Regions from separate parts of the Homo sapiens genome. Here all the other regions are linked to region 1. Evidence: read pairs that join two places in POLR2A ChIA-PET (ENCODE). Cell type or tissue: OCI-LY7. All regions are shown on one strand. Region 1 has its middle 14 kb from the start of LINC-PINT. Region 2 has its middle 53 kb from the start of MKLN1-AS. Region 3 has its middle 87 kb from the start of LINC-PINT.

Region 1 (5,000 bases):
TACAGCCAGCAGAACCAAGAACCAACTAAATTCCTTTTCTTTAAAAATTACCCAGCCTCCATCCTGGTGAACACGGTGAAACCTCGTCTCTACTAAAAACACAAAAAATTAGCTGGGTGTGGTGGCGGGTGCCTGCAGTCCCAGCTACTCGGGAGGCTGAGGCAGGGGAATAGCATGAACCCCTGGGGGCGGAGCTTGCAGTGAGCCGAGATCGCGCCACTGCACTCCAGCCTGAGTGACAGAGCAAGACTCCGTCTCAAAAAAAAAAAAAAAAAAAAAAAAAAAAAATTACCCAGCCTCAGATATGTCTTTATAGCAATGCAAGAAATGCAAGAATGGACTATCACACAGGGGAAGATCAAAAGTTCTAAGTGCAGATGTCCCCTGCAGAGTTGTAGATATGGGTGTGAGGTTCATAAGAGCTGCTGGAACTGGGTTTATAAATTTGAAAGAAGATTGCCTAGGAGGGTAGATAGAAAGACTCAAAGAAAAGTGGGTCCAGGTCTAATCCTTGATCATTTAAGACTGAAAAGAAGAGAAAGAGCTGGCACTGGAGACTGAGAATCAGAAACCAGGAGACTACGGGGCCAAGGAAACCAAGAGAAGAATCTGTTAAGGAGGATCAGCTCTTTGTTAAACACTGCCAAAAGGTCAAGAAAGATTATTTTAATTTGTTTCTCTCGTAAGCGTTAAGCTCCTTGAGAGTTAGTATTATTTTATTATTTATTTTTGTTTCCCTGGGGCTTGCCCTGTGACCCACACATAATAAATGATCAGTAAACTTTTGTTAGATTGAAGAAAGAGAGAAAGATGCATGGCAAGAAAGGCAGACATGCAGAAAGACAGTAGAATTTATGCTTGGGTCTCAAAAAATAAATAAGTAAAACAGATTCCCTTGAAGTTGACTGCAAACCCAGCTTGATCTTAGGAAATGTAAGGAGGTTCTTTCTGCTCCCTGTGTTTTACTCTTGAGCTAACACATTGATGGGGCTCCCACAGAACCATATTGTTGCCATGTAAGTACCTTCAGAAAACATTTTGAGAAGTGATATTCACCTGTGTCTGGTCAATCTGAGTCATTTTTATCTTTATTTAGGTCCTAGGTGATGACGAAAAGGGCAATTTGCTTTTCCTCGTCTATGACTCCACCACATCACCCTGAATGAGTTGATGGAAACGGGGGCATCCATTTCTGTGCCACTACAGTTCTGTAATACACTGTAATCACTCATAACGCTGCCCAGCCCCAGTTTCCCATGAGAGAGAAAGGTGACTACTGGCAGGAAGAGACGTCTAACCTCTTAGAGAAACCACCAGCTTCTTAGTCTGTTATTGTTTCTGCATTAAAGTGTTGCTGCGGGCCGGGTGCGGTGGCTCATGCCTGTAATCCCAGTACTTTGAGAGGCCGAGGCGGGCGGATCACGAGGTCGGGAGATGGAGACCATCCTGGCTAACACGGTGAAACCCCATCTCTACTAAAAATACAAAAAAAATTAGCCGGGTGTGGTGGCCCGCGCCTGTAGTCCCAGCTACTCGGGAGGCTGAGGCAGGAGAACGGCGTGAACCCGGGAGGCGGAGCTTGCAGTGAGCCGAGATAGCGCCACTGCAGTCCGGCCTGGGCGAAACAGCGAGACTCCGTCTCAAAAAAAAAAAAAAAAAAAAAAAAAAAGTGTTGCTGCTATCAGGGCCGCTGTACAGAATATCAAAGAAGGACATGTTTGACTCTGTTCTAAGAACGTGGAGCTCTTCTACATAATAAAAGAGAGTGTCCTTGAACTGGAAATTTTAGGAAATACAGTAATAGATGTAGTTGAAACAATATTTAAAATGTTATGCCATCCTGTATCATTTAGTTATACCAAAGATCAGCAAACTTTTTCCATTTCTATAAAGGGCCAGAAAGGAAATAATCTAGGCCTTCCTGGCCCTACAGTCTGTCTCAGCTACTCAATTCTGCCATTGTAGTGCAAAGCAGCCACAGACAAAATTTAAATGAATGAACCTGGCCATATTCCAATAAAATGAATTTGAATTTCAAATAATTTTTATGTGTCATAAAATATCATTCTTCTTTTCACATTTTCCAATCATTTAAAAATGTGATGGCCTGGGAAATAGCAAGACCTTGTCTCTACAAAGTACAAATAAAAATAGCTGGGTGTGGTGGCCTGTGACGAGGCAGGTGGATCACAAGGTCAGAAGTTCAAGACCAACCTGGCCAACATGGTGAAACCCTGTCTCTAGTAAAAATACAAAAATTAGCCAGGCATGGTGGCAGGCACCTGTAATCCCAGCTACTTGGGAGGCTGAGGCAGGAGAATTGCTTGAACCCAGAAGGCAGAGGTTGCAGTGAGCCGAGATTGTGCCACTGCACTCCAGCCTGGGCAACAGAGCAAGACTCTGTCTCAAAAAAAAAAAAAAATCTACTTCTTACATAGTACAGTACTGGGTATTATGGAGTTGAAGATAAAAGGATAGATAATTCATAAGTAGGTAGGTAGGTAGACTGACAGACAAAAGATCTAGTGACTGATAAGTTCTGTGAGAATTGTTCAGGTGTATCACAGTATCAATGTATAAATGCAGTCTTTTAAAGCAACAATAGGCAGTCAGACAAAACTAAGTTTAAATCTGAGCTCTTTTGCATCCCAGCTGCATGACCTTGGGGTGATTACATACACCATATAAGCTTCAGTTTCCTCTTTTTGAAATGAGGATAATAACACCTACCTCTCAAGGAGGTTGTGAGAATTAAATAAGATCATGTATGTAAATCAGCAGGTGTAGTACCTGGGAAATGGTAGACAATGAGTAAATGGTAGCTGTTGTTGTAGTATTACAGCAATATGAAGGTAGGTAACTTATTCAAAAGAAGCACACAACCAAAGGCAAAGCAGAGTAAGCTTGTAAGTCAAGAGGTCACAGACACATATAGAAACCCGCAAACCTGGGGGCTGAACACCTGGCCGAGAACATTTGGCTGAAAATAAAAGCAGAAGTGACATTGTCACAGGAGCATACAATAAGGCACCTGGCCAGTTGTCTTGCTTTTGTCTTCTCTAGCAACCAGCTGCTGGGTTGTCTAAGGAGCCCTACTTATGGGTCCAACCCCCAGCCTCCCCAGTACTTAAACGCTGGCTCAGACTGGAGAAAGTCACCATTAGTATCGGCCCCACCATTGTGCTTCCTTTCAGTTAGGTCAGCCATGGGGCCTCAGACATCTGTAGCTCCCTCCTATTGTGCCTCCCCACCCCTCTGCCCAATATGGGTTTCCACCTTGCCCTCAACACCTCAGTCTCTGGTCCTCCTGCCTTGTATCCCAGTCTCCCTTTGGATGTGGGTCCCTTGTCTTGAACCCCAGCCTACTTTACCATGATCCTGATGTCTTCTTTAGCTTAGTTCTGACCAGTCATCTTTGCAGAGGGCTGTATTCTGCTGCCTACACCCCTGCTGTGCTCTCCTCAAACCATGGGACATATGCGCCTTCCCCTTTATAGATAACCCATTGCTAGGGTAAGGCTAAACTGCCTGGTATTAACAGCTTCCTGAACTTTATGTGATTAAGAGACACAAGGTTTTGCAGAGGCCAGCTGCCCAGATCCAAGCTGGTTTCTGTATTCATAGCCCGTGCTCTAGGGAGCATCCCCCAACCCTGGTCTTGGCTCATACCCTCTCTCCACTGGCTGTATGCAGTCAACTACTCCTAGCATGCCTTGTGATCCTGTTATGGCAACATCAGTAATGCTTTCCCAATACAAATGACAAAATTATTGGCACAGGGACACGATATAGGGGTAATGGAGAACTTCAGCTTATCTGATATCTACTGACAGTCTCATTCTGCTGAAAAGTGATCGTCAAATAAAGTTGGCATGACTTAAATTTAAACTAATTGCTTACTGAAGAAGTACTATTCTGTGCTTAATTCTAACCAGCTAAGAAAAATATGTTGGCAAAGTAGAAGTGACAAACAACTTAAAATAAGTGACCAGGGCAGCTTTGAATTTGTAATAGCCAAAGAAGGCAATTCTGCACCTGCTAACCTGACATGAACGAGAGGAGCAAGTTAAGAGAAAATATGGACACAAGACTCCCTCTGGCCAGGAACTAGGAAATAAAGGGCAAGAGGAGTCATATGATTGGAAGTGTACATTTTTACAAAATCAGTGGTTTAAATGAAGAAAAGACGAGCATCCAAAAAAAGATCAGGCTAGGCACTGTGGCTCACACCTGTAATCCCAACACTTTGAGAAGCCCAGGCAGGAAGATTCCTTGAGGTCAGGAGTTCGAGACCAGCCTGGGCAACAAAGTGAGACTTCTGTCTCTGCAAAAAATTAAAAACAGCCTGGCACGGTGGCTCACGCCTGTAATCCCAGCCCTTTGGGAGGCTGAGGCAGGAGAATCACGAGGTCAGGAGATCGAGACCATCCTGGCTAACACAGTGAAACCCCGTCTCTGTTAAAAATACAAAAAAAATTAGCCGGGCGTGGTGGTGGCCACCTGTAGTCCCAGCTACTCGGGAGGCTGAGGCAGGAGAATGGCGTGAACCCAGGAGGCAGAGCTTGCAGTGAGCCGAGATCACGCCACTGCACTCCAGCCTGGGCGACAGAGCGAGACTCCGTCTCAAAAAAAAAAAAAGATAAATATAAATAAATAAATAAATAAATAAATTAATTAATTAATAAATAAAAATCCAGAAGAAAAAGATTAAAAAGATCAATCTGGTTGTTCTGGAAGTGTTCAATTAAGCTTGTACGTTTGAAGGACATGTACAAAAGGCAGGAGAAGGGGTATATAACGAGGCTTCCTTCAAAAAGGAGGGCTCAGATCCGTGAGACCCATGAGAATAATGCCAGAAGGGCTAATGACCAGAGACAGCTGAGGTCTGGGAAAAGTATTGAAGACAATGAATTATGAACTTTTATTTTTGCTTATGTTTATAGTAAAGAATAATAAAGAAGGAAGGATAGTACCATTGAATGGGGCAGACTGTCATATGT
Region 2 (5,000 bases), 150 kb after region 1:
ATGTGAGCAGAAGTGATGTTGGTCATTGCTGGGACAGACAAAGACGTAAGTTTGCCTTTGCTTCCTTCTCCTTCCTGGCTGCCAGCTCTGGAAGCGAAGGCCTCTGAAGCTGAGAGGCTGGCAGAGCTTCAAAATAGAAGGACCCTGGGTGGAAGGCTACATGCAGCTGTTACATGGATAAGAAATAACCTTCTGTTGTGTTAATCTACTGACATTTCATAGCTTGCTTGTTACAGCAGCAAGCTCTACCATAATTAACCCAAGGCATATCAGGCAAAGCAAACAGTATGTGCAAAGGTTTATAAATGTTTCTAACATACAGTACATGCTCAATAAATATTTAATATTGCAGTCAGGGTATTAGGAGGAAGTACAAGTAGTCCAATATTGCCAAAGAATAAAATATGTGACTGGTAGGGGTGAGAGGAGGTTGGCTGGATTGAGAGGCATGGGCCAATCAAAAGAATTTTGGCTTACCCTCATGGGAAAAGGGAAGCCAATGAAGAATATGAAGAGGAGAGAGGCATGATCACTGGAGTAGCAGTGTATTAGTCCATTTTTATGCTGCTGATAAAGACATACTTGAGACTGGGAAGAAAAAGAGGTTTAATTGGACTTACAGTTCCACATGGCTGGGGAGGCCTCAGAATCATGGTGGGAGGTGAAAGGCACTTCTTACATGGTGGTAGCAAGAGAAAAATGAGGAAGAAGCAAAAGTGGAAACCCCTGATAAACCCATCAGATCTTGTGAGACTTATTCACTATCACGAGAATAGTACGGGAAAGACCAGCCCCCATGGTTCAATTACCCCTCCCCGGGTCCCTCCCACAACACATGGGAATTCTGGGAGATACAATTCAAGTTGAGATTGGTGGGGGACACAGCCAAACCATATCAAGCAGGGTCTCTGCAAAACATAGCAGCCAAGAATTTCCCTTAATTGTCTTCAAATGTAAAATGCTAATCCAAAGAGGAAAGAGAAAGGATGTTAGAACCAGAAGATATCACAGTCTGGTCAAACCTTGTTCAACAAGTGAGGAGAGTGAGTCCCAGAGAAGTTAAGTACCTTTGCCAAGATCACCCAGCTAGAACTTGGCAGGGCTGGGTACTAGAAGGCTCATCCCTGGTGCCAGTCCTACAGCCTTGCTCTTTCCACTGTGCCACTGTGCTTCAAAGCAGCTGAGACCAGCTGGTGTGCCTGTGTTTTCAGTTCCCTAATGAAGACACTGGGGATTCAGAGGCAGGGTATTTTCCATGGGCGGCTGTCCTTTCTGTAATTCCTCATCTGGCTTGAGCCTATTTTGGAAAAGGTCCATTTTTTTAGCATCAGATTTCCCTGGAGGACCACTGGGAATGTGCTTAGTGGCCTGTGGGGTGCCCCTGCACTTTCTGAGTTTTTGTGGAGAAGATAAGAAGAAAGTAGCAGTGGTTTGAGCTCCTGGAAACTCTGCCAGGTCCCTTGGCATTTGGGGAGTTTGTTGGCTCGCAAAGAGGGACTGTGGTTCAGCCGGCCAGTTGACTGTCCTTCAGGGGTCAGAGCAAAGCTTTGTCTGTCTAAAGGATCAGATACCTATGGCTGACTTTTTTTTTCCTTTTTTTTTTTTTTGTGACAGGGTCTCACTCTGTCACCCAGGCTGGAGTGCAGTGGCATAATCATAGCTCATTGCAGCTTTGACTTCCTAGGCTCAAGTGATCCCCCCACCTCAGGCTCCCAAGTAGCTGGAGCTACAGCGTGTGCCACCATGTCTTGCTAATTTTTTATGGGCAACATAGCGAGATCCCATCTCTAGAAAAACCCCTGGCTTCAAGTGATCCTGCCTCGGCCTCTCAAAGTGCTGGGATTATAGGTGTGAGCCACCGCGCCCAGCCTGACACTTTAATATCACTATCTTGTTCATCAATTCACTACTTCTGGTTTTCATATATTGTTAAGCTCATTCAATATTCATTATAATTGTTTTCACTCCATGTACCACCCAAGACAATAGATCATACATTTGTTTTTCAATAGCAAGTAGGAGTATAGGGACAACTGTGCTGAGGTCAGGCTCAGAGAAACATGACATGTCCTCTGACTTAAGTAGGAATGGGTATTATTAAGTTATTTTACAACTAGGGGTGCTGAAACATAAGTTGGGGACGGGGGAGGTCGTTTGTTCAAAGTCTCCAAGATAACTGGCAAAAATAGATTCCTTGATGATTTTTGGCCAAGAATTTTATAATCATCTTACTTCTTGTCCTTTGATTGTATCATCTTTGCCTTCCTTGTGTGTTGCCCAATTGCCAGCTCAGTTAGTTATGATAAGGTATTCAGATAAGATTGCTGCCGGGAGTGGTGGCTCACGCCTGTAATCCCAGCACTTTGGGAGGGTGAGGCGGGCAGGTGATCTGAGCCCAGGAGTTTGAGACCAGCTTGGGCAACATGGCGAAACCCCATCTCTACAAAAAATACAAAAATTAGCTGAGTGTGGTGTCATGTAACTGAGGTCCCAGCTACTGGGTAGGCTGAGGGGGGAGGATCACCTGAGTCCAAGCAGGTCAAGGCTGCAGTGAACCATGATTGCATCACTGCACTCCAGCCTGGGCAACAGAGCAAGACCCTGTCTCAAAAAAAAAAAAAAAAAAAAAGATGAGAGATGAGATTGCTGCCTCAGTCCCTGATGAGTGTCTTGGTGTCACTCAAAGACAAGCTCTTAAGCAGTGGCTTTGAAATTAGAGAGACATCTGACACTCACTACGAGAACTTAGGCAAGTTTCTTAACTTTGAGCCTCAGTTTCCTGCTATGTGATATGGGGCAATAATAAACACTAATCCCCTGTAGGGATTAAATAAACTAACATTTGTAAAGCTCCTTTCTTAGTGCTGAGACACACAGTTGTCTTTTAAATTATTTCCCTTCTTGGCCTCTGAGAAGATCTCATTAGTAACATTCTGTTACCCACTTTCCATCTCTGGTCAAGATGAGAAATGAGACCAAAGAATGAGCAGATGGAGACCGAAATATCACCTTTGTCTTAGTCAGTTTAGGCTGCTATAATAAAGTACCATTGGCTGGTTGGCTTATAAACAACAGAAATTTATTTCTCACAGTTCTGGAGACTGGAAATCCTAGATCAGGGTGCCAGCATGGTCAAGTTCTGGTAAGGGCATCTTCCAGGTTGCAGTCAATTCTTGCTGTATCCTTGCTTGCATTGCAGAAAGACAGCAAGAGAGCTCTCTGAAGGCACTAATCTCATTCATAAGGACTCTACCCTCATGACCTGATCACCTCCCAAAGGCCCCACCTCCTAATACCATCACCTAGTTTTTTTGTTGTCGTTGTTGTTGGTTTTTTTTTTTTTTTTTTTTTGAGACGGAGTCTTACTCTGTCTCCCAGGCTGGAGTGCAGTGCCATGATCTCGGCTCACTGCAACCTCCACCTTCCGGGTTCAGGTGATTCTCCTGCCTCAGCCTCCCGAGCAGCTGCGACTACAGGCATGCACTACAACGCCCAGCTGATATATATATATATATATATATATATATATATATTTTTTTTTTTTTTTTTTTTTTTTTGGTACTTTTTTGTATTTTTAGTAGAGACGGCTTTCACCATATTGGCCAGGCTGGTCTCAAACTCCTGGCCTCAAGTGATCCGCCTGCCTTGGTCTCTCAAAGTGCTGGGATTATAGGCCTGAGCCACTGCGCCCTGCCCATCACCTTGTATTGGTTAGGATATCAACATATCAATTTGAGAGGTTGTTATTCAGTCCATAACCACCTTGATTACTGATAAAGGCTGTTTATTGTGAAAGCTAATGGTACAGCTGAAGGTAGACAGCTGAAGGTGATGTAGACTTACTCACCCCGTCACAAGTAACAGCGTTTGACCAAGGCAGGCCTTCCCATGCTGGGATAGGGAGGTTGGGTCAGAAAGAAGACCCGGCCCACTGGAGGAGCAGGGCGCAATGATATCCTCACTCTGCGCAGGCAGATACATAGGGGAAGAAGGGAGGTGCTAGACTGTGTCGTCTTCACACATTCATCAATCAGATTAAGTCACTCCTCTAAGGAGGAAGAACGAGACAGGCAGGACAGGGAGCTAGGAGTGTCAAACTCCACAGGGAAGGAAACCACAGAAGCATTTCCTCCAGTGTCCCCCTCTCCTTTATTCTGGGCCTGTTGCTTTGGAAGATTCAGGTGCTGGTGGGAAGGTAAAGGCAGCTTCCGAGCACAAAAGGTTGGGAGAAAAATGTTGGGGAGAGAGGGAGAGCTAGGGTGGAGTCATCTGTAGAGGAAGAGCGATGTGCACTTGAATCCAGAAAGAAAAGTCTAGTTCAGAGTCAGGGGTTAGAGGTCTGAAGGGAGGTCAAAGTTCAGAGATCTGTTCTAGATGGGAAAGCACAGCAAGTGCATAACCAGAATTTCCAGGCATGGGAGAACATCCTAGGGCCAAATCCCGAGAGGATGGGGACAGCAGCGTTCCAATGGCACATGAAAGGTGGGTGAAAGTGATGTGTGTGTTGATTTGGGGCACAGTGTGGTTCACCATTTTTCTTTTCCCTCTTCACGACAACCAGTGATGTTTCAGATAATAGTGGCTGCATCAGTCTGGGTCTCTGAGGAAGATAAACTGGAGCAGAGTCACAGCTGACTTAACGTGGACAAGCAGCATGAATGGGATAAAAACTGTTGTTGTTGTAAGCCACTGAGATTTGGGGGTCATTTGTTCTCGTAGCATAATCATAACTTTCCTGATGGATATGCCACTATAACATATCATTTCCTTCACAAAAGACAGTGAAGGAGAACTTTCAGTGACTCTGTCTGACTTTTGAGGAGGAGTATTACAAATGTGACAAGCCTAGATGTGGTTGCTGATCAGTAGGTACAAGTCAGTCCCTGGCTGCATGACCTGCTTCCACACAGCAGCCTCACTCCCCACGTGGTTCAGATTTATGCTTTGATGACTTCATGACATGGATCTTTTAAGTCACCAAGGAAGAGCCAGATATATCA
Region 3 (5,000 bases), 73 kb after region 1:
TCTCTAGCAGTGCAGTAAGTCCAGGCAAACTCTTTTGAAGAGCTCATTAAAACTGCTAAAATAAAGTCTTAGAAGCAGGTGCATTCATTAGCTGAAATGCAGACGATTATGTTAATATCGCATTCAGGTGACAAATTTAAAGGCACCAAATCATGAAGGATAAAAGGATTTTCAAAGCTAAAGTTAACTTCTCCCTTTGTAGAGCTCTTTGTTCTGGTAAGCATGTGACTGACTACAGCTGTCAACACGGGCACCTCCAAAGTTATCTCGCAAAAACAAAGGTGTTTTGCAGTATCATACTTCTTTTACAATTTCCTGGGTCTCTACTGAGGAAAAGAAAGGTAAGGAATTACCTACAAACCTGGTGCTATTTTTCAAATAGGAGATCTGGCACCCCATTTACAATTTATCATCAGATTGGTCTCAGGGGAAGAGGAGACGCGTTAAAGAAGGTGATTAAAATATGTGGACAGTGGGCCGGGCACGGTGGCTCATGGCTGTAATCCCAGCATTTTGGGAGACCGAGGCGGGTGGATCACTTGAGGTCAGGAGTTTGAGACCAGCCTGGCCAACATGGTGAAACCCCATCTCTACTAAAAGCACAAAAAGTAGCCAGGCATGGTGGCACGTGCCTGTAATCCCAGCTACTCAGGAGGCTGAGGCAGGAGAATCGCTTGAACCTGGGAGGTGGAGGTTGCAACGAGCCAAGATCGTGCCACTGCACTCCAGCCTGGGTGACAGAGTGAGACTGTCTAAAAAAAAAATAAAAATGTGTACAGTGGTTCCCAATTTGGAAAAGATGGGCTAACAACTCTTTTACTTTGCCTTTTTTTCCTCCTCAATATTTTGAGCATGAAATATATATGTAACCACATACATATTTCATATGTGTTTGGGAGACTGTTAATAGTAGTTTCGGCTGGGCCCGGTGGCTCACGCCTGGAATCCCAGCACTCTGGGAGCCTGAGGTGGGCGGATCATGAGGTCAGGAGATTGAAACCAGCCTGGCCAACGTGGTGAAACCCTGTCTCTACTAAAAATACAAAAATTAGCTCAGCATGGCAGCGCGTGCCTGTAATCCCAGCTACTTGGGAGGCTGAGGCAGGGGAACCGCTTGAACCCAAGAGGCAGAGGTTGCAGTGAGCCGAGATTGCACCACTGCACTCAGCCTGGAGACAGAGCTAGACTCCATCTCAAACAACAACAACAACAACAAAAACCAGTAGTTTCATCAGGATAATTTTAATTTTCTTTTTTGTGTATATTTTTATATTTCCCAAATTTTCTACAATGAATATGTAAATTTTTTAGAAACTTTAAATGTAATTTTTTTATTAAAATTTATTTTTGAATTTGTAATTTTTCAAGTTATTAAAAATTATCACTTAGCCTCTCCACATTCAGTTGTTTTACCTATAAAGTTGGGTTACTACTGAATTGCATAGCACATGGAAGCTGGATGAGATGTTTCCCCATATTCCATTCCTCCTCTCAAATCCAGGATGTCTGTGGAAATGTGGGTTCCTCTTTAGAAGGCAATATAAGAAAATGCAGCTAGGTATCCAACCATTTATAAGAATATATAAACAAGCTTAAGGATTTTTATGTCTTTCTTCAGAACGTCAATCAAGTGGGCATTCATCAAAGCGAATGTGTCTGTCACTCGCAAAGGAAAAAAGGCTGAACAACCTTTTTAGGCCAAATCTACTTATTTATTTATTTATTATACAAAAAAGTCTGTGAAGGCTTTGTAAGCTAATACTCGACACATTCATTTTTTTTTTTCCAAAACGGTGTGCTAAAATGACTGCTGACTGCAAAATGTAAATAATGAAGCTGCCATAGAGTGGCACCTACTTATGGGGCATGTTTGCATAGAATGTGTGTGTGTTTGCTAAATAGCTTGTAATTAACAAGCTGAAAGGCTGCTTGTACAGTGTAGTAGTCCTATTTTTGCCTGCTGTCCTCTTCAGCTCTTCTCCTTCTAGCTTGCTCTGTACATTATCACTTGCTCTTTTCTCTATACAATTTAGAAGCCCATTGGCCCCCATTTAAAAAGAAAAGCAACATGTAAATCAGGAAAAAAAAATCCCCATTGGGAATGGGTTGGGTAAGCAAAGAATTCTATATAGATGTATACATATACACCCCTCTCCCTGGTCAAGAATGGCCTCGCTGAATCCCTGTTCCAAATGCCGTGACAAGTCTCATTAGCTGGAGCTCATTGTGTGCAGCTCCTTTGACTGCTGGACAGCTCCGAGTCTCCTAGGAATACTTTTCCACACGCCCCATCCTCCTCTGTTTAATTCTCAGAGCTGGCACACACACAAAGGTTTCAGAATCAAGACAAAGTGAAGAACATGGCCAGAAGAGACTCCTGTTCTTCCAAAATAGTGCATTACTATCATAAGATTAGAGGGTAAACTTCAGAGCACAGGCTTGATTGTTTGATTGATTGATTTTTTTTTGAGACAGGGTCTCGCTTTGTTGCCCAGGCTGAAGTGCAGTGGCACAGTCATGGCTCTCTGCAGCCTTGACCTCTTGGGCTCGAGCAATCCTCCCACTTCAGCCCCCTGAATAGCTGGGACTACAAATGCGTGCCACCATGCCCAGTTAATTAAAATTTTATTATTATTATTATTATTATTATTATTATTATTATTATTATTATTATTTTGTAAAGACAGAGTCTCATTATGTTGCCCAGGCTGGTCTCCAACTCCTGGGCTCAAGCAACTCCCACCTCAGCCTCCCAAAGTGCTGGGGTTACAGGCATGAACCACTGCACCTGGCCAAGAACACAGGATTGAAAGATGAACTTGAGAGGTCTCCCTAGTCAAGTTTCCTTTAAATGGATGCTCTCTTCTAGAGCATGCCTGATAGTCATCCAGCCTGACCTTGGATAATCATCCAGCCTGACCTTGAAATTTTCCAATGACACAAACTCTCTTTCATTTTCCCACTTTTATATAGAGTACTAACAGTAATAACCTAATAGTATAACTAATAGTATAACCACAATGCCAAAAAAGAAAAAAAAAGTATGAGTGATTTCTAATCTAATACTGCCAGCATTTTAAAAATCAGCATGTTTTTTTTTTAAGACAATGTCTGGCTCTATTGCCCAGGCTGGAGTGCAGTGGCACCATCTCAGGTCTGCAACCTCTGCCTCCCAGGCTCAAGCTGTCCTCCCACCTCGGCCTCCTGAGTAGCTGGGACAACAGGCCCACACCACCATACTGGACTAATTTTAAAAAGCAGCTATTTTAAAATTTCTGTTATTGAGCCAGAATCCAGGATGCAGTGAGAGTGAATCATTGACTGAAAGACACTTAGAAGGTTTTATTGGTCTGTGGTATTCATCACACCACAAAGGCCAGGCCCTGAAAAGGAAAACTGTGTAAAGAATGTATAAGCCTCAACACCACAGTGTTGTCCAAGTCTATTCCTAATTCATCCTGCTTTGTTGCTCTGACACCTGTACCACAAAAGAAAATTTCTGAGATTATCTTACCTAGGAACCTTGTCTTAAACTATATTCCAGCATGTACAAACACTAAGTTGAGCAAAGTAGGACACATGTCGTCAGGACCTCCTGAGGCTGTGTCATGGAAAAAAATTTTTTTTTAAAGAAAAGCAAAGTTGAGCAAAGCGTTCCCAAGTTACCTAAATTTTGCATATGATGGTATTCCTTCGGAATGCTTTGGGAAGTTCAGCAGGATTCTGAAACAACTAAATGTGACAACACAAAGAACAAAAATAGACAAAGGAAAAAATTTCAAAGATAGTGTGTCCTGTGAAAACAGTCAGATATCCTTTCTTTCCACACTGGCTATATGGGAGAGTCTTTTAAAATAAGTTGTAATGATGAAAGTGGGGTTGAATTTTTTAAAAGCAAATTTTGAAAATTACTTAGCTAATAGAAAAGGTAGAAGACTGTGAACTATAAATTTTGCTAAGTGAATTGAACGGAGAGGTTTTAAAAATGACTATTATTTTCATGAATTATAAAAAAAATTCAAACAACACAAAATATTACAAAGAAGAAGAAACAACCTTATGTCCCGTCACCTAAAAATAATATTATCATCATAAATATTAGGGGAATATCATTCTGGATGTGGAAATGAGAGATAACTTAGAATTTTAAAAACAACTTACTCTTAGGCAACTAAGCCTGATCGTATTGTTGATGGCCTAATTGTGAGAGACTCTAAAACTGACTTTTTTATATGTCTGTTTTATTTGAAAAGTTATGAGAGGAGGGGAACTAATTAGAATTCTCAGTCCATAACCAATGATAAGAACGTGAGTTCAGGCTGGGCAGGGAGGTTCACCCCTGTAATCCCAGCACTTTGAGAGGCTGAGGCAGGAGAATCCCTTGAGTCCAGGATTTGCCCAAGGAAACATATCTTATGTTTTAGATATAGCTGAATTGAGGGTTAAAGCATGGACATATAAAATAAAATAAAGATGTTTGCTAATTTCTATTGAACTCACATTAAAAAAAAAAAAAAGATAGAGACAGGGTCTTAATATGTTGCCCAGACTGGAGTACAGTAGTGCAATCATTAGCTCACTGTAACCTCGAAATCCTGGGCTCAAGCAATCCTGCTTCCGAAGTAGCTGAGACTACTGGTGCATGCCAATACAGATGATTTTTAAATATTTTAAATATTTTGTAGAGATAGGTTCTCATTATGTTGCCTGGGCTGATCTCAAACTCTTGGCCTCTTCAACCCAAACTCTTTATTTCAATACTCACTGAAGAATATTATTCTTGCTTAGCCATACCCACTTCCCTTGGAGAAGAAAGGGCATATATTTTCATTATAGGTGAAGGTGGATGCTACTGAGAAGGCCTTTATATATCACATCAAGGCCCATTTTTACTAGTTATACCTCTTTTTCTGAGCACGTGAAATATTTTCCTGAGTCTTTTAATTTTTTAAAAAATTGAGACGGAGTCTCACTCTATCACCCAGGCTGGAGTACAGTGG

The links. ChIA-PET counts read pairs that join two places held together with the same protein. Peaks named below come from ENCODE experiments on the same cell type or tissue, not always from the same donor. Only the 100,000 strongest peaks of a DNase experiment are listed, where the experiment ranks them.
Region 2: POLR2A ChIA-PET joins it to region 1 with 8 read pairs; 5 of 35 experiments call an interaction of 5 or more read pairs at or near these places.
Region 3: POLR2A ChIA-PET joins it to region 1 with 5 read pairs; 11 of 35 experiments call an interaction of 5 or more read pairs at or near these places.

Annotation. Positions count from the first base shown.
Region 1 is chr7:131,121,381-131,126,380 of GRCh38, forward strand. It overlaps a transcript of MKLN1 not described here. Among named protein-coding and RNA genes, the nearest start is that of LINC-PINT, 14 kb to the left of the region's middle. RefSeq lists an enhancer at 2,797-2,956 and a silencer at 3,097-3,176. In OCI-LY7, no CTCF peak of the experiment used is centred here; DNase peaks (open chromatin) are centred at 1,211, 2,138, 3,031 and 3,531; H3K4me3 peaks cover 2,940 bases; H3K27ac peaks cover 4,803 bases.
Region 2 is chr7:131,272,036-131,277,035 of GRCh38, forward strand. It overlaps a transcript of MKLN1 not described here. Among named protein-coding and RNA genes, the nearest start is that of MKLN1-AS, 53 kb to the right of the region's middle. In OCI-LY7, no CTCF peak of the experiment used is centred here; no DNase peak of the experiment used is centred here.
Region 3 is chr7:131,194,754-131,199,753 of GRCh38, forward strand. It overlaps a transcript of MKLN1 not described here. Among named protein-coding and RNA genes, the nearest start is that of LINC-PINT, 87 kb to the left of the region's middle. RefSeq lists an enhancer at 906-1,050 and a cis regulatory region at 978. In OCI-LY7, no CTCF peak of the experiment used is centred here; no DNase peak of the experiment used is centred here.